3 separate regions of the Homo sapiens genome follow, and all the other regions are linked to region 2. Evidence: read pairs that join two places in POLR2A ChIA-PET (ENCODE). Cell type or tissue: MCF 10A. All regions are shown on one strand.

Evidence for each region. Peaks named below come from ENCODE experiments on the same cell type or tissue, not always from the same donor. Only the 100,000 strongest peaks of a DNase experiment are listed, where the experiment ranks them.
Region 1: POLR2A ChIA-PET joins it to region 2 with 24 read pairs; 4 of 35 experiments call an interaction of 5 or more read pairs at or near these places.
Region 3: POLR2A ChIA-PET joins it to region 2 with 11 read pairs; 4 of 35 experiments call an interaction of 5 or more read pairs at or near these places.

What each region holds. Positions count from the first base shown.
Region 1 is chr11:112,116,281-112,124,280 of GRCh38, forward strand. No RefSeq gene overlaps it. Among named protein-coding and RNA genes, the nearest start is that of SDHD, 33 kb to the left of the region's middle. In MCF 10A, no CTCF peak of the experiment used is centred here; DNase peaks (open chromatin) are centred at 3,711 and 4,191.
Region 2 is chr11:112,192,796-112,200,795 of GRCh38, forward strand. It overlaps BCO2 (beta-carotene oxygenase 2), which reads left to right. Exons shown (of 12, transcript NM_031938.7): 3 at 679-902; 4 at 1,084-1,199; 5 at 1,858-1,960; 6 at 6,904-7,032; 7 at 7,818-7,978. Among named protein-coding and RNA genes, the nearest start is that of BCO2, 21 kb to the left of the region's middle. In MCF 10A, no CTCF peak of the experiment used is centred here; DNase peaks (open chromatin) are centred at 2,566 and 3,306.
Region 3 is chr11:112,125,386-112,133,385 of GRCh38, forward strand. No RefSeq gene overlaps it. Among named protein-coding and RNA genes, the nearest start is that of IL18, 35 kb to the right of the region's middle. In MCF 10A, no CTCF peak of the experiment used is centred here; DNase peaks (open chromatin) are centred at 3,206 and 6,486.

The sequences.
Region 1 (8,000 bases), 77 kb before region 2:
GTGAAACCCTGTCTCTACTAAAAATACAAAAACTATCAAGGCGTGATGGTGCACATCTGCAGTCCTAGCTACTCATAAGGCTGAGGCAGGAGAAACACTTGAACCCAGGAGGTGGAGGTTGCAGTGAGCCGAGATTTGTGCCACTGCAATCCAGCCTAACCAATAGAGTGAGACTCTGTCTCAAAACAAAAAAAGGAAAAAAAGCCTAAGATAAAGCAAGAATGTTTCCTGTCCTCCCTCATTTCTGTTTAACAGAGATACTAACCATAGAATCATTGGATTCTTAAAAAAATGAGGAACAAATATAGGGAAAAAATAACAATACAGCAGGATTTTTGGATGACATGATCATAATTAGACCATGCAAGTAAAAAAAAAACACCTAAAAATCTATAAGGGAAATAAGGGGGGAGTGGAGAAATAGAAGAAATGAGATAAGCAAAATGTCGATAATTGTTGAAGCTGGATGATGAGTATTTGTGCAAGTTTTAAACTTTTTATAATAAAAGTTGTTTTTCCAATCTTATTGTGTTAAAATATAAATAACATAAAATTTACCATCTTAGCCATTTTCAAGTGTACAATGCAATGGTATTAAATACATTCATAATGCCATATGACCATTACCACCATCCAGCTCCAGGACTCTTTTCACCTTGCAAAACTGAAATGCTGTACCCATTAAACTCCCCATTTCCTCCTCCTTCTGGTCTCTGGCAACCACCATTCTACTTTATGTTTTTATCCATTTGACTATTCCAAGCCTTATATAAGTGGGATCATACAGTATTTGTCTTTTTTAGACTGGCTTCTTTCACTTAGCATAATATCCCAAGGTTCATCACATTGTAGTGTATGTCAGAACTGCCATCTGTATTAGTCCATTTTCACACTGCTGATAAAGACATACCCGAGACTGGACAATTTACAAAAGAAAGAGGCTTATTGGACTTATAGCTCCACATAGCTGGGGAGGCCTCATAATCACAGTGGAAGGCAAGGAGGGGCAAGTCACATCTCACATGGATGGCAGCAGGCAAAAAGAGCTTGTGCAGGGCAACTCTCATTTTTTAAAGCGTCAGATCTCATGAGACCCATTCACTATCATGAGAACAGCAGGGGAAAGACCTGCCCCCATAATTCAATCGTCTGCCGCTGGGCCCTTCCCACAACGCACAGGAATTGTGGGAGCTACAAGATGAGATTTGGGTGGGGACACAGAGCCAAACCATCTCACTATCTGTTTTTTTTGTTTTTGTTTTTGTTTTTTTGAGACGGAGTCTTTCTGTTGCCAGGCTGGAGTGCAGTGGCGCAATCTTGGTTCACTGCAACCTCTGCCTCCTGGGTTCAAGTGATTCTCCTGCCTCAGCCTCCTGAGTAGCTGGGATTACAGGCACAAGCCACCACACCCAGCTAATTTTTGTATTTTTAGTAGAGACGGGGTTTCACCATGTTGGCCAGGATGGTCTCAATCTGTTGACCTCAGGTGATCCACCCACCTCGGCCTCCCAAAGTGCTGGGATTACAGGCGTGAGCCACCACACCCGACCTTTATATATATATACATTTTTTTTTTAATCAACACAAATATTTTAAAATACCATACACTTAAAAGGAAGTTCAATTCATATCTTAGACGTCAGGAATAAAGGAGTGGCACTTTCTGTTGTCCACCAGTTTTCCTGTTTCTAATCTGAATATTCTTTCCTAAAAAGATGGATGTGGGCCAGGTGTGGTGGCTCATGCCTGTAATCCTAGCACTTTGGGATGCCAAGATGGGCAGATCACTTGAGGTCAGGAGTTTGAAGCCAGCCTGGCCACCATGGTGAAACCTTATTTCTACTAAAAGTACAAAAAAAATTAGCCAGGTGTGGTGGTGGGCACCTGTAATCCCAGTTACTTGGGAAGCTGAAGTAGGAGAACTGCTTGAACCTGGGAGGCGGAGGTTGCAGTGAGCTGAGATCACACCAGTGCACTCCAGCCTGGGCAACAGAGAGAGACTCCATCTCAAAAAAAAAAAAAAAAAGAAAGATGGATGTGACAGATGGTTGACATAGTATTAAAGGTGCCTCCTGAGCCATGACTCAGCTATGTTGGTGGCCCTGCTAAATTTGTGGCCAGGGCACCTCCTCCCTTTCCCCCAAACTGGTTTCATCTCCCTCGAAGCTGGTTTCTCTCCCTCAAAGCTACTACTGCAGAATTAGGGGCTTATTTGGTATGGGTTTATTACTTCCTGTGACTTAGAATCTTGGAGAATTCAATACTTTTTAATTTAGCTTCTTTGTTTTATCTAATAAGTTTAGTAGATTAAAATATTCTTCTGGCCAGGTCAGGGTCTAACCACTATAGGGTATCTTCAACTCAATGTACATTTTAACCGAAACACACTCAGCATCTCACCTAAACACGATCAATATGGGCCTCTATTGTATCTTTTTCCAAGGTAATATGATCCTGACAATATTCTCTGGAAAAATTTCACTCATAGACTAACCCATATTTTTGTTTTTCCTCATTCCCACCCTCAAAGGTAATATGAATGCAAATAAAATTTAAAAGAACCTCCCATGGAGAGGAGACATTGCCATTTTCCATGAGGTACAGAAGCCCACGTTTCTGAGTTGGTGGACACAGTGGCACAAGTAGGAAGTTTTAGTTTTGAGGGTTCCTTTCTTCTCCCTCTTCACGTCAATGTACTTTGGTTGTCTAAAATGCGTTGAAAGCCTTATTTTCTGTACTTTATGTCTCTCACAATGTCATCTAAAAACATTAATTGGCATTACAACATTAATCTTGCTTTTACATAATTTTAAAAAAATTAATTATTTTTTTTTCTTTTGAGACAGGGTCTTGCTCTGTTGCCCAGGCTGGAATGCAGTGGCACAATCACAGCTCACTGCAGCCTCGACCTCCGGGGCTCAAGCCATCCTCCCACCTCAGCTTCCCAAGTAACGAGACTACAGGTGTACACCACCATGCCCGTCTAATTTTTTTTTTTTTTTTTTTTGTAGAGATGGGCTTTCACCATGCTGTGTCGGCCATTACCCAACTCCTGGGCTTAAGTGATCCACCTGCCTCAGCCTCCCAAAGTGCTGGGATTACAAGCCTGAGCCACCGCGCCCAGCTGTTAATCGTGACTTAATACATGTGCATCTTCCCCTGTTTCCTGTGTTTGCTTTCATAAGTCCACTGCTCCTGCTGTGAAGATGGGTACATTCATCTGTCATAGCTTAATGACACCACCTTAAAATTTGCAGATGGGTTCATATACATCTTATTATTCACTCACTCATATATTAAAAAATATTTAAGTATCTACTATGTACCAGGCACTGTGCTGGGTCCTGGGGATACAGAGATGAAAAAGATACCAGGAGGCTGGGCGTGGTGGCTCACGCCTGTAATCCCAGTACTTTGGGAGGCCAAGGTGAGTGGATCACTTGAGGTCAGGAGTTCGCGACCAGCCTGGCCAACAGGCTGATGGTGAAACTCCATCTCTACTAAAAATACAAAAACTAGCCGGGCGTAGTGGTGCATGCCTGTAGTCCCAGCTACTTGGGAGGCTGAGGCAGGAGAATCGCTTGAACCTGGGGGAGTGGAGGTTGCAGTGAGCCAAGATCGTGCTTGGGCGACAGAGCAAGACTCTGTCTCAAAAAAAAAAAAAAAAAAAAAGACACCAGAAGCTCACAGACTTGATGGACAGGCACATAAGCCAATAAAATGTGTTCAAAGCAAACTTCTGATAATGGCTTGGTTTCTAAAGAGACTTTTTTTAAAAAACTGGGAAGTCAGGATATTGACTAATGGACACTGGAATTTTGTTCATTTGACAGTTTTATTGTGTGTGTGTGTGTGTGTGTGTGTGTGCATAAAAAATGAATACATTTATATTTTGGCTTATGTCCTATGTCTTAAGAGCATGGCTAGCACTTAATCTTTAATACGGGTAACTGGACAAATGTAAGGTTGTGACCCTTAAACTTGAACCCCATATGCATTCCCCCCTGGCGATCACACCAAGGCTCAGACAAGCAGGGCAGTCTGGTCTGGTCCGTCGACTGTCCTCTTTCTCCTTCTCAACATATAGAACATCCCATTGGTCACAAATGCTGGATAAATGAAGGATTGCAAAAGCTCAAACTTTTTTCTTTTTTGCTTGCATTGATGTTGTAATTAACACATAGGAGCTGAGCTTTTTCCTGTGCTGACTTGTAATTTTGGCATCGTTCAAACTGGAAACGGGTTCTAATGGTATCAGTGTTATTTCCTGGGCAATAAATATCTAAAATAGAGAAGTGAGTCATAGGCCCAATGAAACTTATGAACCAAGATTAGTCACGCGGATAGTGGAGCTGCTTAACATCAATATAACTTTCTCTTCAGGTCGTTTCCCACAAAATTGGGTGGAAAAACCCACTCCTATTGCTCAGTTGGGCAGTTGCAACGATGAGCTAAATCAATTGTACTCTGGCAGTACTGTAGTAATAGCTGTAGTTTAAAAAATCACGGTAGTTAATCCACTTTGTTTCAAACTCTTCTATATGCTTTAAAAGGTATGAATTGGCAGGGCGCGGTGGCTCACGCTTGTAATCCCAGCACTTTGGGAGGCCGAGGTGGGCGGATCATGAGGTCAGGAGATTGAGACCACGGTGAAACCCCGTCTCTAATAAAAATACAAAAAAAAAAAAAATTAGCCGGGCGTGATGGCATGCGCCTGTAGTCCCAGCTACTAGGGAGGCTGAGGCAGGAGAATGGCATGAACACAGGAGGCGGAGCTTGCAGTGAGCCGAGATCTCGCCACTGCCCTCCAGCCTGGGCGACAGAGCGAGACTCCGTCTCAAAAACCAAAAACCAAACCAAACCAACCCCCCCCCCAAAAAAAACCAGAAAACAAAAAGGTATGAATTATTAGGGATATAATATCCAATTAAGAAGAAAGATGTTAAAAAATGACTCAGAACTATGGCAAAAACTATTCTATTTTGGAGGTGTTTTGAAATTAATTTTAATTTATGGGTGTTTTGGAATGAAGCAGTCCTGTCCTCTCAAAAAGCAAACAAACAAACAAAAGGGCATTGTGATTTTGATTGCTTTAGAATGTCAGTAGGACTAGTTAGTCAAAGTCTATTTCTAAAACATACCTCCTTTTCGTCATTGCAAAGGAGAAGTACACTTTACTTTCAAGGCTGACTTTGGGCATTGAGAACACAGAAAGATGATTTCCTACATTCTTAGCTAATTAATTTTAAGTGTAGCTGGAAGCCTGGTGAGGCAGAACTTAAAGAAGATGCTACTTCTTGACTTTTAAGCAGAGGCAGCAAATCACTTACAGTAAAAATTACTCAAGGAAATCACTCAATTGGCTTTTTTTGCTATGGAATTGTGACTTTTTTCCTATAATGCCCTAGGGAAAGAATATAACTGTACCTCCCTTCCTTCCAATTTCTTCAATGTCCATAGCTTTAAAGAAGAGGTCAAAATTTTGTATAAAGGACTCAAGAACCTCTCGAAAGGACAAGCTCTAAGAGTCCAATCTCTTACCACTCTCAGCGTCAAGGTTAGGGCACCTTCATTGGAAGGAAACTGCACGGTCCAGTTCTAGACTTGGGGGCAGATAAGGCCAGGAGTTCCAGTTTCCTGCCATAAAATTACCACAATGGCTGGAGATGAAACCAGCTTGACGGCCCCTGCACTGGCGAAGGCAGCAGGAGAAGGGCACAGCTTTTGGCATGTGAAATGGCTGGTGCTGGAAGCTGGCCTTACCCAGCTGTCTTGGGGCAGACTTACCTCCTGAGAAAGTAACTATGTCCACAGAGCTGTTGTCTTGAGAACCCCTGACTGAACTAACGGTGAGACATGAGCTTGTTTTTTTTTCAAGGAACTCTTTAGTCTAGACTGTTGCAGCAAGTGGAAAGCCCCTTAGACCTTCTTGGGACATCTGTGACCCTAGCTCCTACAGTGACCCTTCCAGGAACAACCAGTCTGGTGGTGATGGGGTCATCTTTTGGCCTCAAATGCCAAACAAGCTTGAGCCTCTCTTTCCCCGTCTTCTGACACTTAGACTCACAAAGGAGCCTGCAAGCCTAAGGGGGATGAAACTGCATGCCTTTGGAGATGAAACTGGACTTGTGTGTGGGCGCTGAGCATTAAAGGTTGGGAGGTGAGGGTGTGTGCAGTTGGATATTATAATAACCTCAGTAATGATTCACACATGTAAGGCAAAAATAAGAAGCTCAATTCTTCCTGTTAAAAATAAAGGATGCCAGGCATGGTGGCTCACGCCTGTAATCCCAGCACTTTGGGAAGCCGAGGGGGATGGATCACAAAGTCAAGGAGTTCAAGACCAGCCTGGCCAAGATGGTGAAACCCTGTCTCTACTAAAAATACAAAAAAAAAAAAAAAAATTAGCTGGATGTGGTGGCAGGCGCCTGTACTTCCAGCTACTCGGGAGGCTGAGGCAGAGAATTGCTTAAACCTGGGCGGAAGAGGTTGTAGTGAGCCCAGATGGCGCCACTGCACTCCAACCTGGGCGACAAAATGAGACCCCATCTCAAAAAAAATAAAAATAAAAAATAAATAAATAGATAAATAAAATAAAATAAAATAAAATAAGGGATGAGACCTGCCCTGGTCCCTTTTCTTAGAGTATTTACTTTAGAAAACGTGTAAGTTCTCTTCAGAATACATAAAATCCTTGTAAAATTTAAATACGAATTTTGCTAGCTTTACAACCCAGGAATGTCTTTCTCAAGGACCCAGGAGCCATCTCTTCTGAATGTAAACTTCCAGGGAAAATCATTTCCCTGTGTCGCAGTTTTTGTGAGAGTGTAGGAGCCTAGCTTCGGCAGGTGCCTGGCACCCAGTGGCAAAACTCCCTGCTGCCAAGAAGATAGCAGAAGTTTCTTTTTCCTTTGTATTAAACCAAGTGACTAACACAGGTGGTCACCCCTGTTACCAGGTGAATTTAGGATGAACGATGTGTTATGAATGGCGCTGTCAAGTCCTCTTCCTTGGACTGATGATTGTTTATCTTGAGAACACGTGTGTAATGGATTGCGTCTGTCTGGCTGTATGAAAGGGTGAGATTTATTTCTGCCTTTGCAATCTTTTAGTGAATTGCTTGGGATGTGCATCACTTTCTGGTTTAATGCTTATTCAATAATAAGTGTGTTTTCTTTCTCTTCCTTTGTGGAGAGATTTACTGGGTTGAGAGAAAAGTTTATTTTTAAGTATATTTCCCCAATTACACTAATGCCACAACTCAACAATATGTGAAAAAAGGAAAATTTATATTGACTTGAATCCTTCAGAAGACCTGACTTTTAACAAATTTATTTTGTCAGACTTTACAAGAAAATGGCCTTTTTTTCCTTTTGTCTCTTCCTCTCCCCCTCATTTTATCCAATTTTCCTATATTGCCTGTCTCTCTTTTATCCTATTAAAAGACCACTCTTAAAATAAGATAAAGTCACGATTCTCAAACAGATGTAAAAATGAACACGTTAAAGATTTTATTCTATTCACTTAATCTATGAGAGAATCAGGAAGCTGTTGCAACCAGTTCAGAAGATAATCTGAAGAACAGACACATTTATAGAGAAGAAATATTGAAATAAATGGGATGGAGGCAAAACTGGTTTTCAGAAGGAAGGAGGGAAGTCAATGGCTCTTCCACTACACAGGAGAGAACTGCATGTCTATAGACAAGAATTATTTTGGATTGTTATCAGTTCTATACAACTTAAAGAATAGTAAAATAGCTTCAGCAGAATTGGAGTCAGATAATTAGAGGGGCCTCCTCAAGACCATGCATAATATAATTTTCCACTAAAGCATAAAAGTTCTCCTACAATCTTCTTTCTTTCTTTTTAGAGACAGAGTCTTACTCTGTTGCCCGGGCTGGAGTGTGGGGGCACGATCATAGCTCATTGCAGCCTCGAACTCCTGGGCTCAGGTGATCCTCCTGCCTTAGTCTCTTGAGAAGCTGGGATGACAGGTGT
Region 2 (8,000 bases):
GGCCTGGAGCTCATTCTGATTTGTTAAACATCAGCCATCCCATATCCTCTCATGCTATTATCTTAGCTGTGGAGTAAAGATTAGAATTTTCTTAGGATTCACCACAATAGGGGTTTTCTAAAATGTGAGGTTTTTTTTTTTTTTTTTTGACAGGGGTAAGGGTCAGGAGAATGTAAATTATTCTTTTTTTTTTTTTTTTTGAGATAGAGTCTCCCTCTGTCGCCCAGGCTGAAGTGCAGTGGCGCGATCTCGGCTCACTGCAATCTCCGCCTCCCAGGTTCACGCCATTCTCCTGCCTTAGCCTCCCAAGTAGCTGGGACTACAGGCGCATGCCACCATGCCCAGTTAATTTTTTGTATTTTTTAGTAGAGATGGGATTTCACCACGTTAGCCAGGACGGTCTTGATCTCCTGACCTCGTGATCCACCCACCTCGGCCTCCCAAAGTGCTGGGATTACAGGCGTGAGCCACCGCGCCCAGCCTATTCTTTCCTTTTATACCTAGGATATACCCAAAATGCTCTCCTCCCACAATTTCAAGTTCTCTGACTAATCAGGTTGTGCTGGGAACCTGTCCCATTTCCTTATCTTTATATTTGAAATGAAGATCTATCACTCTGTCCCTCATTTTTATCTCATGTTTTCTTACTGATATTTATTTATTTTCTCCTGTTTGAAGGTACAATCATTGGTTTGATGGGATGGCGCTGCTTCACCAGTTCAGAATGGCAAAGGGCACAGTGACATACAGGAGCAAGTTTCTACAGAGTGATACATATAAGGCCAACAGTGCTAAAAACCGAATTGTGATCTCAGAATTTGGCACACTGGCTCTCCCGGATCCATGCAAGAATGTTTTTGAACGTTTCATGTCCAGGTTTGAGCTGCCTGGTAAAGCTGCAGGTGATAGTGATGATTATTTAAACTATTACGATATATAACCATCTATACAAACATAAATCTTGAAAATAGATTTTTTTGTGTATGTGAGAGGATGTTGAAACTGCTTTCTCCCTTTGAGTGTGTGCTTAGCGTCGTCTACAGTAAGCTGTGGTACTTAAATAACTCTAGGGTTTGGTTTCAGCCATGACTGACAATACTAATGTCAACTATGTGCGGTACAAGGGTGATTACTACCTCTGCACTGAGACCAACTTTATGAATAAAGTGGACATTGAAACTCTGGAAAAAACAGAAAAGGTAAAGTACAGGTAAAAAAAAATGAATAAAATAGATCCTAACATTTCTTTCCATTTGAAATACTTTTTAGAGTAGTATATATCAAGAAGAAATTGAAGCCTTAACTACACAAAAAGAAAGTTATTCATGATGCAGGTCACCTTTACTCTCTGGCCTGATGGCCTCTGGGTTGGTTTTCCTTAAATATAATTCTAAACTCCTTCCTTAGTCCTAATATCTGAAGGCTAGGGTAAAGGAGAAATAGAAGAGTACTGATCTACTTTGGCTAGTTGGGGTGTTCTTCCTAGCTATGGTTAGTATTGGACTGGAGGTTGTCTATACCTGTATTTCCTTCACATAACATGTTAATTAAAAAGAAAATTTTAGACTAGATTTTTAATTTTAATTCTTATGCTTCTTTTGAATTTTCCTGTGATATTAGGCAAATTTATTCAGGGTGGTTTTGTTGTTAGTAGTGGTGATGTGTTTTTGTTTGTTGTTTTAATCTTGATTTCTTTTTTTTAGTGGGAAAAATAATTTTTATTTCTCAGAGGCAAGAAATTAGGGCTTACATTGCAGTTTTCTTATCATATTTTTAAAAACATTAGATATTTCTACTATTTATGCATGTGAATAGAGATCTGCCCATTAAAAATCTCCAGTGGTCTCAAATTTGCAGGTAGATTGGAGCAAATTTATTGCTGTGAATGGAGCAACTGCACATCCTCATTATGACCTGGATGGAACAGCATACAATATGGGGAACTCCTTTGGGCCATATGGTAAAGTTGCAATAAAGGTCTTTTTAGAAATAATTGAGACCAGGCACGGTGTGTATATAAAGATGAATACTACAGGTTTGTTTTTTACTGGCACAAGTAGAGAGAGGGTGCTCTGGACACCTCTACACCCAGCTCTCTCTCCTCTTTATTACTTGATCTCAGATAAGGAGGATTCTTCAATGCTGTTATAGGAAACAGCAAACATCCTTCTAAGTAAAATATTTCAGCAAAATGGATCCATGAACCCAGCAGTTTTTGGTCTATCTATCTTATCTTGATCATTAAAAAAATCAATTTTATAATAAATTAACTCTGTTAACCAAGTAGATAACTTTGTAACTCATTCATAATATGACAAATACTATTTCACCATTCTAAACTACATTTTTTTTTTTTTTTGAGATGGAGTCTTGCTCTGTTGCCAGGCAGGAGTGCAGTGGCGCAATCTCGCTCATTGCAACCTCTGCCTCCCAGGTTCAAGCGATTCTCCTGCCTCAGCCACTGGAGTAGCTGGGACTGCAGGTGTCCTCTGCCATGCCTGGCTAATTTTTGTGTTTTTAGTAGAGACGAGGTTTCACCATGTTGGCCGGGATGGTCTTGGTCTCCTGACCTCGTGATCTGCCCGCCTGGGCCTCCCAAAGTGCTGGGATTACAGGCGTGAGTCACTGTGCCTGGCCAATTACACTTTTTTTTATTTTTTATTTTTTTTTACAAAGGCTCGCTCTTGCCCAGGCTGGAATGCCGTGGCACGATCTCAGCTCACTGCAACCTCCACCTCCCAGATTCAAGTGATTCTCCTGCCTCAGTCTCCTGAGTAGCTGGGATTACAGGTGCTTGCCACCATGCCCGGCTAATTTTTGTATTTTTAGTAGAGACGGGTTTTCAGCCACGTTGGTCAGGCTGGTCTTGAACTCCTGACCTCAAGTGATCCGTCTGCCTCGGTCTCCCAAAGTGCTGGGATTTCAGGCGCGAGCCACTGCGCCTGGTCTGAATTACATATTCTAAAATTAAAGTAACTAGATCTGTGATTTTCAACCTTTAATTGCCTAACAATAATCTGGAATGTAGATAGAATCATCTGGATTTCATTCATCTTCAGGGATTCCGGTTTAGTAGAACTGAAAAGGGGCCAAGAATTTGCATTTTAACATGGTCTCTGGGTGATCTTGGTGCAAGTGGTCCCTGGATCTCACCGATTAACCCAGCCACCCATCATGAGAGCCTGTGCTTGTTACTTTGCCTCAGTTTGCTCCTTATACAAACTCCTGGAGAGTCTTGCAAAGTTCAGCTGACAGTATTGGGCAGGTCCAATCTTTCTGGACATTCCTCTGCTGGGTGTTTCCTGGGTGTCTGTTTGTCTTACCTAATGTCTTCAAGACTTGCAGTTAGAACAGCTCATTAACTAATGTGTTTAAATTCCGTGAATTGAGTAATCCAGTTGCTGAGACAGGAAATTCATCTCTTTATCTTCTCCTAATCCCAACGAACACTGAATCTACTTTTTTTTTTTTCTTCACTTGATTATTTGGTTCAGTGAGAAGTTTATGAACTGGAACTTAATGTGCAGGCAACTGCAGGGAGCTTGACTACTTGATAGACATTTGGGGGAAACTTAGTGATTCTCATTGTAATACAGTAAAATGCTTGCTAGTAATTGCTACCTTTAGGAAGTAAAAAGCTTTGGTTTTAGCTTTTCTAGATATTTTTAAAAGGCTTTTTAAAATTTGTAAAAATCCTGTAAACATTAATCAATCCAGTTGGTTTTTAATACTTATTTAAAATATGTTCTTCAGACTAATATTAGAGACAATAATAGAGTACTCTTGGACTATAGAGCTTGTCTAATATTTCTTTCATCACTGTACAAAGCATGATGTTTTGTATGTAGTGGGTTCTCAAAACATATCTATATCCCCAACCTAGACCTCCCAAGTATTTTATATCCAATTGCTTACTCAGCATTCTTCCTAGGATGTCTAATAGGCATTACAAAATTAACTTGTCAAAAACCAGACTCCTGATATTTTCCTCTAAACTACCACCACCACCTCCTCCTTTCCTCCTCCTCCTCCTCCTTCTCTCTCTTCCTTGTTCTCCTTCCTTTCCTCCTCCTCCTCCTTCTCTCTCTTCCTTGTTCTCCTTCCTTTCCTTCCTTTCCTTCCTTCCCTTCCCTTCCCTTCCCTTCCCTTCCCTTCCCTTCCCTTCCCTTCTTTCCCTCCCTCCCTCATTGCTCTTTCTTCTTCCTTCTTCTTCTTTTGCTTTCTTCGATTAGAGATGGGGTCTTGCTATGTCGCTCAGGCTGGACTTGAACTCCTGGGCTCAAGACATCCTCCCAGGCAGCTGGACTATAGGCATGCACCATTGTGCCTGGCTTATTTCTTTCTCTCCTTAAGATGAGTCTTCCCCATCTCAGGAGATACTAACTCCATCTTTCCAGTTGCTAAGGACAATAACTGTGGAATCATCCTTTACATTTATCTCTTACATCAGTTGATCAAAAAGTAATTTCAGGGTCAGGTGCAGTGGCTTATGCTTATAATTCCAGCACTTTGGGAGGCCAAGGCGGGTGTATTGCTTGAGCTCACGAGTTGAGACCAGCCTGGACAATATAGCAAGACCTCATCTCTACAAAAAATACAAAAATTAGCCAGACATAGTGGCATGTGCCTGTGGTCCCAGCTACTCAGGAGGATGAGGTGGGAGGATCACTTGAGACCAGAAGGTTGAGGCTGCAGTGAGTCGTGACTGCACCACTGCACTCCAGCCTGAGTGACAGAGTAAGACCCTGTCTCAAAAAAAAAAAAAAAGAAGTAATTTCAGCAATGCCTTCAAAATATATCAAAAATCCAACCACTTCACACCACCTCCATGGCCACCACTCTACTTTGAGTCACTATCCCTTCTCACTTGAATGACTGCAATAGCCCCTCAACTAGTTGCCCTGATTCTGCCCTTGCCCCACTTCAGTTTCTTTTCAGCTCTGTAACACCAGAGTTACCAGAGTTATCCTTTTAACCCACACCCACTTCTCTGAGCTTACCTCCTAGACTCTCCTTCTCGCTTGTCATGATAGGGCCACACTGGCCTCCTAGCTGATACTTAAACACTCCAATCGTGCTCCTGGCTGAGAACTTTTGCATTTGCTCTTCCCTCCACCTGGAATGCATTTCTCCCAGATATCCTCAAGGCTTTCTTCCTCACCTCCTTTAGGTCTTTACTCAGACATGACCCACTTAGTGAAGCTTTTCCAGACCAGCATATTTAAAGTTGCAAACAGTAGCCCCTACTCCTCATATGATCACTCCTGATCCTTATTCCTTGGCTTATTTTCCATTATAGTTCTCATTGTCATCTGATACATTGTATTTTTACTTATTATATGATTTAAAAGAAAAACAACAAGGCAAAATAAGAGATTTTGTCTGAGCACAGTGGCTCACACCTGTAATCACAGCACTTTGGGAAGATGAGGTGGGAGGATTGCTTGAGACCAGGAGTTCGAGGCTGCAATGAGCTATGATCACACCACTGTACTCCAGACTGGGTGATAGTGCAAGGCCCTGTCTCTAAAAAAAATGAAGAAGAAGCCAGTGGAGGAAGGGGGGAGATTTTTGTCTATTTTGCATATTTCTGTATACAAGTGCCTAGAATATAGTACTAAGAACACTCAGAATGGTGTCTGGAATATAGTAGGTGCTCAAAAAGTAGTAGTTGCAGAATAAATAAATAAAGAACTGTACTGGAAAGCAGATAAACAAGCAGAAAATTGTATACAATGAGATATGTGCTATGACTATGAGGATGTAATGAGGACATACAATAGGGGCACCAAGTGCCTTTGGGGTGGGGAGGAGTCAGGGAAGACTACTTGAGGAGTGGATATCTGCGTTGATTCTTGAAGAGCCAGTAAGCAATAGCCAGATGAATGATTGCATGAAAGAATGTTGATGAGAAAGGATGAAATGGAACCCAGAGTGACCCTAGCTAGGGGTCCAGAGGGCTGGAGGGAAGGAGTTGGACATGAGTGCAAATGGAGACTGTAGTTGTTGGAATAGGGGAAGGGAGTAAAGGAACAGAATTTGAGGATATTCCTGGCTGCTATCTTTTTTTTTTTTTTGAGTTTAAGAACTTCAACTCTATGACCTGTCTATTCACCATACATATGAGACAGGTCCATTATAATCCTTACCTCATTATATAATAGCTCTTTTTTATTATTATACTTAAAGTTCTGGGGTACATGTGCAGAACGTGCAGGTTTGTTACATAGGTATACACATGCCATGGTGGTTTGCTGCATCCATCAACCTGTCATCTACATTAGGTATTTCTCTTAATGCTATCCCTCCCCTAGCTCCCCACCCCCTGAAAGGCCCTGGTGTGTGACGTTCTCCTCCCAGTGTCCATGTGTTCTCATTGTTCAACTCCCACTTATGAGTGAGAACATGCGGTGTTTGGTTTTCTGTCCTTGTGTTAGTTTGCTGAGAATGATGGTTTCCAGCGTCATCCATGTCCCTGCAAAGGACATGAACTCATCCTTTTTTATGGCTGCATAGTATTCCATAGTGTATATGTGGCAGATTTTCTTTGTCCAGTCTATCATTGATGGGCATTTGAGTTGGTTGCAAGTCTTTGCTATTGTGAACAGTGCTTGGCTGCTATCTTAATGTTTCCTACGAATTAGAGATGAAGTTAGCATTATAGTACAATGAATCATTGGTTGATCACTTTGGATGTCTGTTTCAAAACGTTAGCTAATTATTTTCATAGAGCTAACATTTTTAAGATCCAGATCTTTGTTTGAAATAACCCTTCAGGAAATAAGAGTGTCACACATATTGCATAAATCTCTTAATTGCTTTTGGCAAGTCCACAAGTGCAAGGGTTGTCTTTTAATCTAGAATATATGTAAAACAGGTAAGATAGGACTTTTCATTTTTCAGGTTTCTCCTATAAGGTTATTCGGGTTCCTCCAGAGAAGGTGGACCTTGGGGAGACAATCCATGGAGTCCAGGTGATATGTTCTATTGCTTCTACAGAGAAAGGGAAACCTTCTTACTACCATAGCTTTGGTGAGTCCAGAGATAAGGCAAATTTCAGTGGGCTCTGCCTTGATGTTGCTGTAGCAGAAGGACTAGTCTGGCAAATGTTATGTTAATAGTTTATCACGCTATGGTGATAATGAGACCAAGGTTGCATTTTGATGCCAGGTAAGGTTATTCTGTTTAGTCACATACTCCTGACCCTAGCCAGCTGACTGCTTGAAAAGATATACTGTAGTTGCTTTAGTATAAGCAATTACTAAAAAATTAATTGATATAATTTAAAATTTTAGGCAACCTTAAAGCCCACAAATAGTAATCATACATGAAAATGTTGTCTTGACTATATTTTTTGGGGAAATTCATATTCTATATAGGTTGATTCAGCTTTTACTCAGAATATTTATTTTCTGTACTTTAAATCATTATAGCCAAACTGCTTCTAGATTCTTACCCCCAGTATAAGCAGGAAAAGGATTAAAGGATACATGTAAAGATCATAAAGGACACTTTAATACTATACTTTTTTACTTTGTTCCTAAACCAAATAATTTAAAAAGAAAAGAAAAGGAAAAAAAGATAAAAAGCAAGCTGAGAACATGCAACCCAAGCTATTCTAAGCAGTTCCCTTTTTTATAAAGGAACAGGAAATACGTATAGTAAAGCTGGGAGACAGTAAACATGTATTTCTGGCTGGCATTTGTTTAGGGCATCAGTAACGTGTCCAGGCATTCAGACAAGTCCCCATAACTGGCACATTTCAGACAACTCTAGTTTGCCAAATAACATTTTTATTGTTTGCTGGAACCTTTTAGGAATGACAAGGAACTATATAATTTTCATTGAACAACCTCTAAAGATGAACCTGTGGAAAATTGCCACTTCTAAAATTCGGGGAAAGGCCTTTTCAGATGGGATAAGCTGGGAACCCCAGTGTAATACGCGGTTTCATGTGGTGGAAAAACGCACTGGACAGGTGGAGTATTTTGAGTATATTT
Region 3 (8,000 bases), 67 kb before region 2:
TTGTTTTTAACATTTAAAAAATACATATATTTTTCTCTGTCTTATAGATACTCAAGTTCCTTAAAAGCAGGTATTACGTCTGGGTCATTTTTGTATGCCCAGCACCTGGCACAATGCCAATGCCTGGCACACAGTAGGTGCTTAATAATACCAACCAAATGACCAACTCTCTGACTTTAAATTTCTATTTTTCTTTTGAGACAGGGTTTCACTCTGTTTCCCAGCCTGGAGTGCAGTGGCGCGATCATAGCTGACTGCAGCCTTGATCTCCCAGGTTCAAGTAATCCTCCCGCCTCAGCCTCCTGAGTAGCTAAAGGCAGGCGCCACCATGCCCAGCTAATTTTTTTAATTTAAATTTTTAGTGGAGATGAGATCTTGCTATGTTGCCCAGGTGATCTCCAACTCCTAAACTCAAGGGATCCTCCCTTGGCCTTCCAAAGTGCTGGGATTACAGGCGTGAGTCACTGCACCTGGCCTCTGATTCTAAAAGTCTTGAGGGCAGGGATCCTGCTTGCTGTCTCCTTGGCATGCCAATGGATACTGGCTTTATGCTTCTGCTAAGGTCTCAATTAGTCTCCTTATTTTGAAATTATCTTTCTTGTCTCCTTGGGGCCCACAGATACCCAATAGTATAGTGGTTTATTGGAAAATTATATGTCGTGGTGGAAAGACTAAGGGGCTGGGAGCTCTGGCACTACCAGAGACTAGCTGGGTGATCTTCGGGCAAAGCATTTCACTTCCTGAACCTCTGTTTATTTTTTCCTCTGCACCTCAGTATACCCTTCTGTATAACAAGGATAATAGCCTCTTTTTTTTTTAATTGGAGCATTGTGATTATAAACAAGACCTATTCTGTATGTTGAATTCTATAGAAGCCATGAAAGGACTTAGAAAACTATGAGCTGCAATTTAATTTTTGATCTCAACTAATTTTTAAAGCAGCAAGCATGTGTGTGGGTTGTGTATGTTATGAATATGCATCCAATAGATTTATCTTTTAGTTGCTTTAGAGACTGAAGGTGCATTTCCTTCGTACTCATTGTTTTAAATGTGAGATTTGATACTACCAGGCCTGTCTGGACACTTTTTTTTTTTTTTTCGAGACAGTTTTATTCTGCCTCCCAGGCTGGAGTGCAGTGGTGTGATCTCAGCTCACTGTAACCTCCACCTCCCAGGTTCAAGTGATTCTCGTGCCTCAACCTCCCGAGTAGCTGGGACTACAGGCATGCGCCACCAAGCCCAGCTAATTTTTGTATTTTTAGTAGAGATGGGGTTTCACCATGTTGGCCAGGCTGGTCTCGAACTCCTGACCTCGAATTCTGCCTGCCTCGGCCTCCCAAAGTGCTGGGATTAGAGGTGTGAGCTGCCGTGCCCAACGGAGACCTTCTTAAAGATGTCTGTCCCTATGTGATTCTGAATATGGAAAACTCCATTGCCAATGAGGGTCATGGTTTTGTAGAGAAAGCAGATGGTAAATGGACTCTACTCTTCAGGAATTCAGCTTGCTTGGCAAGTAAGGTTGGATAGGCCAGGTGATGTCAGACCTAAACCAGGAGTCATCCTGCATTCCTCCCTACCCTTACCCTCACATCCAATCTATTGGCGATTCCTGCTGACTCTCCAAAAAGTATCGGAATCAGAGAGCTCTCTCCTCGTGCACTGCTACATCTGGTCCGGTGTTGTTATCCCTCATCTAGGCTAGCACACTGCCTCCTAACTGGTCTCTCTGCTTCCACCTTTGCCCAACTCAAATCCATTCTCTTCCCAGTGGCCAGAATAATCTTTCAGAAACATAAATCAGATTGCATAATTCCCCCAACTTAAAGCCCTGTGTTGGCATTTAGATAAAATCCATACCCCATTCTTGAGTCCACAAAGACTCTGACCAAACCACAACTGCCTCTCCCACCTCATTTATGGCCACTCTCCCTTCTGCCAAATCTCCCCTGGCCACAGGAGCCATTTTCTCTGCTTCCTACACTCCAAGCTTGCTCCAGCCTCAGGACCTTTGCACCAGCTATTCTCTGTGCCGAGAATGCTCATCCTCATAATCTTGGCATGGGAGATCTTGTCTTGGCTTTCACATCTTAGTTTAACCATCACCTCTTCATAGAGGTTCTTTTTTGTTTTTGTTTTGTTTTGTTTTTGTTTTTGAGATGGAGTCTCACTCTGTCACCCAGGTTGGAGTGCAGTGGTGCGAACTCGGCTCACTGCAATGTCTGCTTCCTGGGTTCAAGCAATTCTTCTGCCTCAGCCTCCTGAGTAGTTGGGATTACAGGTGCCTGCCACTACGCCTGGCTAATTTTTGTATTTTTAGTAGAGACAGGTTTCACTGTGTTGGCCAGGCGGGTCTCGAACTCCTGACCACGTGATCCACCCGCCTCGGCCTCCCAAAGTGCTGGGATTACAGGCATAAGCCACCACGCGCAGCCTTCACTGAGGTTCTTAATTTTTCAGATAGCATTTTGTGTTATCTGATTTTTGGATCTTTAAAACATTCTGTCTACATGTCATTTTCCCCCTACTAGAATGTAAGTTCCTTGGGAACAGGGATCTTTCTCTGTTATTTTCTGAATACTTAGTGCCTTGAAAAGAGCTTGGCTTATAGTAGGTGCTCAATAAATATTTGTCAGATGCATGAAAGGCATTTTAATACTTCTTGTTAAATTGGGGTCGGGTGTGATGGCTCATGCCTATAATCCCAGTGCTTTGGGAGGCCAAGGTGGGTGGATCACTTTGAGCTCAGGAGTTTGAGACCAGCCTGGCAAACATGGCAAAACCCCATCTCTACTAAAAATACAAAAAATTAGAGGGGTTTGGTGGCATGTGCCTGTAGTCCCAGCTACCCCAGAGGCTGAGGCAGGAGAATCGCTTGAACCCCAGAGGTGGAGGTTGCAGTGAGCCCAGACTGTACCACTGCACTCTAACCTGGGCCACACCACGAGACACTCGGTCTAAAAAAAAAAAAAGAAAAAAAAATTAGTTTGTCTTCTTCTACCTAAGGGTGAAAATAACATGTGAGCTTCAAGATTCAATGCATGGCTTCCAACCCTGATGGGCTAGCTGGAGAGTGGTGGAGTGAGAAGACAAGGTGGCAGACCCAAGGTGGATTGTCAGATGGCAGAGATGGGAAGACACCAGGAAACCAGGCTCATATTTTCATGGAACCACTGGCTGCTGAAGCCTGTGACTTTGGCAGGCAGCCCAGGGTGAATCACTACTTAGATGAATGAGGAGATTCTGCTTTGTCCCTGACACTTCAAATTGTTATTCCTTCCTTAAGCAATTTATGGGCACTCCCATAGACTCTCTAGCCTTTGGAGCCTTTGCATTAGGAGCTTGATTTATGGATATCTGTATAGTTACAGGAAATAATGTCGTATAAAAGGCATTTAATATGGAGGGGCTTTATGACCCCTTGCTTGGGTGTAACCATCCCTGTCAGGGTGCCAGGAGAGAAGGGTGGAGCCTTTTTGGATGCTGGGAAGTGAGGGTGTGAGGTGTTATCCAGGTGGGAAAGGCATGCTGAGAGGGAGGGCCCCTGTGTGGTTCTGAACACTGTGCTCCATCCACACAGCCCTCCTCGGGGGCTGGGTGCAGCAGCTGTTGGAGTTCTTTCTTCACAGTAAATATTTAACCACGTAAGATGCCCAGGCTACCAGCCACTGCTAAGTGACAGGCAAAATCCTAAGCCACAGATGTTGCCCTCTGGCTCTCAGCTCAGAGAGCTGAGGCTGTTGACTGGAGTCCTCAGAACTTCAGAGAGCTTGGAAGTTTGTGCATTTCATCAACTGACTTGCTTTGTCTGCCAGAAAGCATTAAGCCTCAGAATTTATACCTTCCCTTCTTCATTCATTTGTGTATATTCATACATTGAGCACCTGCTCTGGTCCGGGTTCTGCGCTTAGGTGATTGGGATACATCAGTGAATAAAACAGACAAAGGTCTCTGCCTCTGGGACCCAACGTTCTACCAAGGAAGAGGGACAATAAACAATGAGCATACTATATATATTAATTATATGTAAACATTATATATTATAAGGTGATGGGCCTATAGATGAAAAATAATGTGGTGTAAAGGGAACTAGAATGTGTGGAGGTGGGACGGGGCAGGTTATGGTATTAAATAGCCAGGGTAAGCTTCACTGAACAAGTGAGATTTCATCAGCATCCTGAAGGAGATGAGGAATTTGTCAAATGGACCTCTGAGGGGAGAGAATTACAGGCAGAGAAAATAACTAGGCCCCAAGCTGGAAGTACGCTTAGAGTGTCAGAGCAACAGCAAGACCGGTGTGGCTGAAGCAGGCTGAATGAAGACTAGAGAAGTAGGAGACAAAATTGGAGTGGGAACTGGGAACTGGGGACCAGGCAGTCAATGGGGACCAGAGGTTGCTGGGCCTTGTAAGCCGTTATGAGGATGTTGGCACTTACTCCAATGGAAAGAGGAACTTTTGCAGAACTTTGAGCGGAGATGTCTCATGATTTGACTTCTGTTTTTAAAAGGACCACTGCAGCTGCTCTATTAAGAACAGATTGTAGGGAAGCCAAGGCAGGGCCCAAGGACTTGGGAGGAGGGTATAGGGGTGAGGTTGCTGCAGTAACTGATCACATGGCTCAGATGAGGCTGATAGTGGCAAGGACGCTGAGACGCAATTGAACAATCAGTATATTTTAAAGGTAGAGCTAACCTGATTTCCTGATGGATTAGATGTGGGGTTGAGAGAAAAAGAGGACTCAAAAATTACTTAAGAAGTTTTTGGCTTGAACAACTAGAAGGATAGAGTCTCCATCAACTGAGATGGGAATAGCTATGAGCGGAGCAGGGTTTGTGGGGGGAACTCAACAATAAGAAGGACTAAACTATAAATACATACAACGATTTGAATGAATCACAAAAGCATTTTGTTGAATGGAAAAAGGCAGTCCAAAAATGTTTCATAGTGTTTGATTCCATTTGTAAAACATTCTGGAATAGGGAAAACTATATGGATGATAAACAAACCAGCTTTTGCCAGGGGTTAGCATTGAGGGGTGGGTTTGGCTACAAAGGGGCAGGATGAGGGGATTTGGGTGATTAACTGGCCTGTATCTTAATTATGTTAGTAGGAACATGAATCTATATCTGTTAAAATTCATGTACTGTACACAAAAGCAAAGTTTATAGTATGTCAATTTAAAAATTAACAAATATTTAAAAATTGAGGCTGGGTGTGATGGCTCATGCCTGTAATTCTAGCACTTTGGGAGGCCGAGGCTGGTGGATTGCTTGAGCTCAGGAGTTTGAGACTAGCCAGGACAACATGGTGGAACCCTGTCTCTACAAAAAACACAAAAATTAGCCAGGTATGGTGGCGCACACCTGTGGTCCCAGCTACTTGGGAGGCTGAGGTGGGAAGATCACTTGAGCCTGGGAGGTTGAGGCTGCAGTGAGCCGAGACTGTGCCACTGCATTGCAGCCTGGGTGACAAAGGGTCTCACTCTGTCACAGACAAGACAAGAAAAATTAAAAATATTATGTTGCTGTTTCAGGAAAGTCATATTTTTCTGTGCACGATAATATTTGTAGTATTTGTCAGCTTTTAAAAATTATAATTTGATTTATTTTGTTATTCTACATACACTTTTTTTTTTTTTGTAAGACAGAGTCTTGCTCTTGTTGCCTAGGCTGGAGTGCAATGGCGCGATTTTGGCACACTGCAACCTCTGCCTCCTGGGCTCAAGTAATTCTCCTGCCTCAGCCTCCCAAGTAGCTGGGATTACAGGCACCTACCACCACGCCCAGCTAATTTTTGTATTTTTAGTACAGATGGGGTTTCACCATGTTGGCCAGGCAGGTCTTGAACTCCTGACCTCAGGTGATCCACCCGCCTCTGCCTCCCAAAGTACTGGGATTACAGGCGTAAGCCACTGTGCCCGGCCATTCTACATACACATTTTTACACCTGATTTTTTGTTCATATTACTGTACTGTTTTTCTTAAAATACAACAGCTGATAGCCACCTCTCTGCTGGATAGGCCTGCAGTCCCACAAACCCCAGATCTTCCCCTGGAACAGACATCAGATGGGGGACCCTGTGCAGTCAGAGGTTTTTCCTGGGCCCTCATTTCTGTTTGCTGGGAAAGCCTGGCCAACGTGGTGAAAACCCATCTCTACTAAAAATACAAAAAATTAGCTGGGCATGGTGGCACGTGCCTGTAATCCCAGCTACGCAGGAGGCTGAGGCAGGAGAATTGCTTGAACCTGGGAGGCAGTGGTTGCAGGAAGCCAAGGTCATGCCACTGCGTTCCAGCCTGGGTGACAGAGCAAGACTTTTTTTTTTTTTTTTAATCTAATTCAAATGGAATAAACAGATTTTATTGGCTCGGTAATAAAAGCTCAGAGGTGGGAGTGCTGTGATTAGACTCAGTTCATTGTTGTTCTCACATGGGTGTTGGCTTTAACCTCAGGCTGGCTTCCCTCCTAACAGCAAGGTGGCTGAGTCAGCTCCAGCCTCACACCTGCCTGTTCAGAAAGAGAATGTGTCTTCTCCCAACCACGCAGAAATACTTTTCAGTTTGGACCAACCTCAGTCACATGCTCAGCCCTAAAAGAACCACTGTAATGAGGACATGCTATCAAGGCAAGAAGGAGGGGTTAAGCCTGAGTCAAGCAGGAGCCACCAGTGGAACTGGTAGTGATGCAGGTGAACCCCAAATTGGGGCTCAGCCTGGGAAGGTTCTTGTGTGCAGGAAAGAATTCAAGAGCCAGCCAACAGATTAAAATGAAAGCAAAGCAAATTTCTTAGAGCAACAGAGTACAGGAAAATGGCAGCTCCATAGACAGAGCAGGGCTATTCCACAGGCAGAGTAGCACTTGTGGATTGCTGGCTAGCTATATTTGTGTGTGTGTGTGTGTGTGTGTGTGTGTGTGTGTGTGTGTATGTTTTGAGGTAGAGTCTTGCTCTGTCACCCAGGCTGGAGTGCAGTGGCACAATCTTGGCTCACTGCAGCCTCCACCGCCCAGGTTCAAGTGATCCTCCTGCCTCAGCCTCCCAAGTACTAAGATTACAGGCACCCACCACCACACCTGGCTAATTTTTGTATTTTTTGTGGAGATGTGGTTTCACCATATTGGCCAGACTGGTCTCGAACTCCTGATCTCAGGTGATCCACCTGCCTCGGCCTCCCAAAGTGCTGGGATTACAGGTGTGAGCCACCGCACCTGGCCTGCTAGCTAGCTATATTATTTATAGCTACTCCTTAATTATATGCTAAATAAGAGGTGGGTTATTCACATATTTTTTAGAAAAGGTGTGAGGATTCCTGGGATAGAGGGTTTCTCCCCTTCTAAAGCATATAAGGTAACTTCTGGGCATTGCCATAGTGTTTGTAAACTGTCATGGCATTGGTGGGAGTGTCTTTTCATATGCTAATACATTATAATTAGCATATAATGAGCAGTGAGGGTAATTAGAGGTCACTTTTGTCACCATCTTGGTTTTAGCTGGGTTCTTTACCACATCCTGTTCTGACCAGACTGTTTTGTTCAGCGGGGTCATGACTGGTGCCTGGGAAGCAAGTCCTGCTGATCTCCTGCCTCAGAAGGGAGGGGTGGTGGTGGATGCCAATCCCACCCCAATCACCTGCCTGTCATTATCACGGAGGTGGTGAAATGGATCCTGGGTCAGCAGCTGTGGAAATGGAGACAGCTATGCTCCTAAAAGGGCTTTGTGGACAATAGTGAGGCTCTGCTCAGTAGCCAGACATCTCAGCAGATTCAGAGATTGTCAGTATTGACCAAGGATCAGATCCCTACTCACCCTGTCCCTGGCACCTTGGTACTATTTACCCTGTGGAACTTACATACAACTATGTAGAAAGAGGGGCACCCAGCGATTACTCAGATTGAGTTTCCACTACCCTCAGCATAATGAGAACTTGGAGAAGAAATTAAAATATAGAAAATAAAGTTGCATTTCTTACACATCAGTTTGTGGACTTTGACTCATACCTGCTAT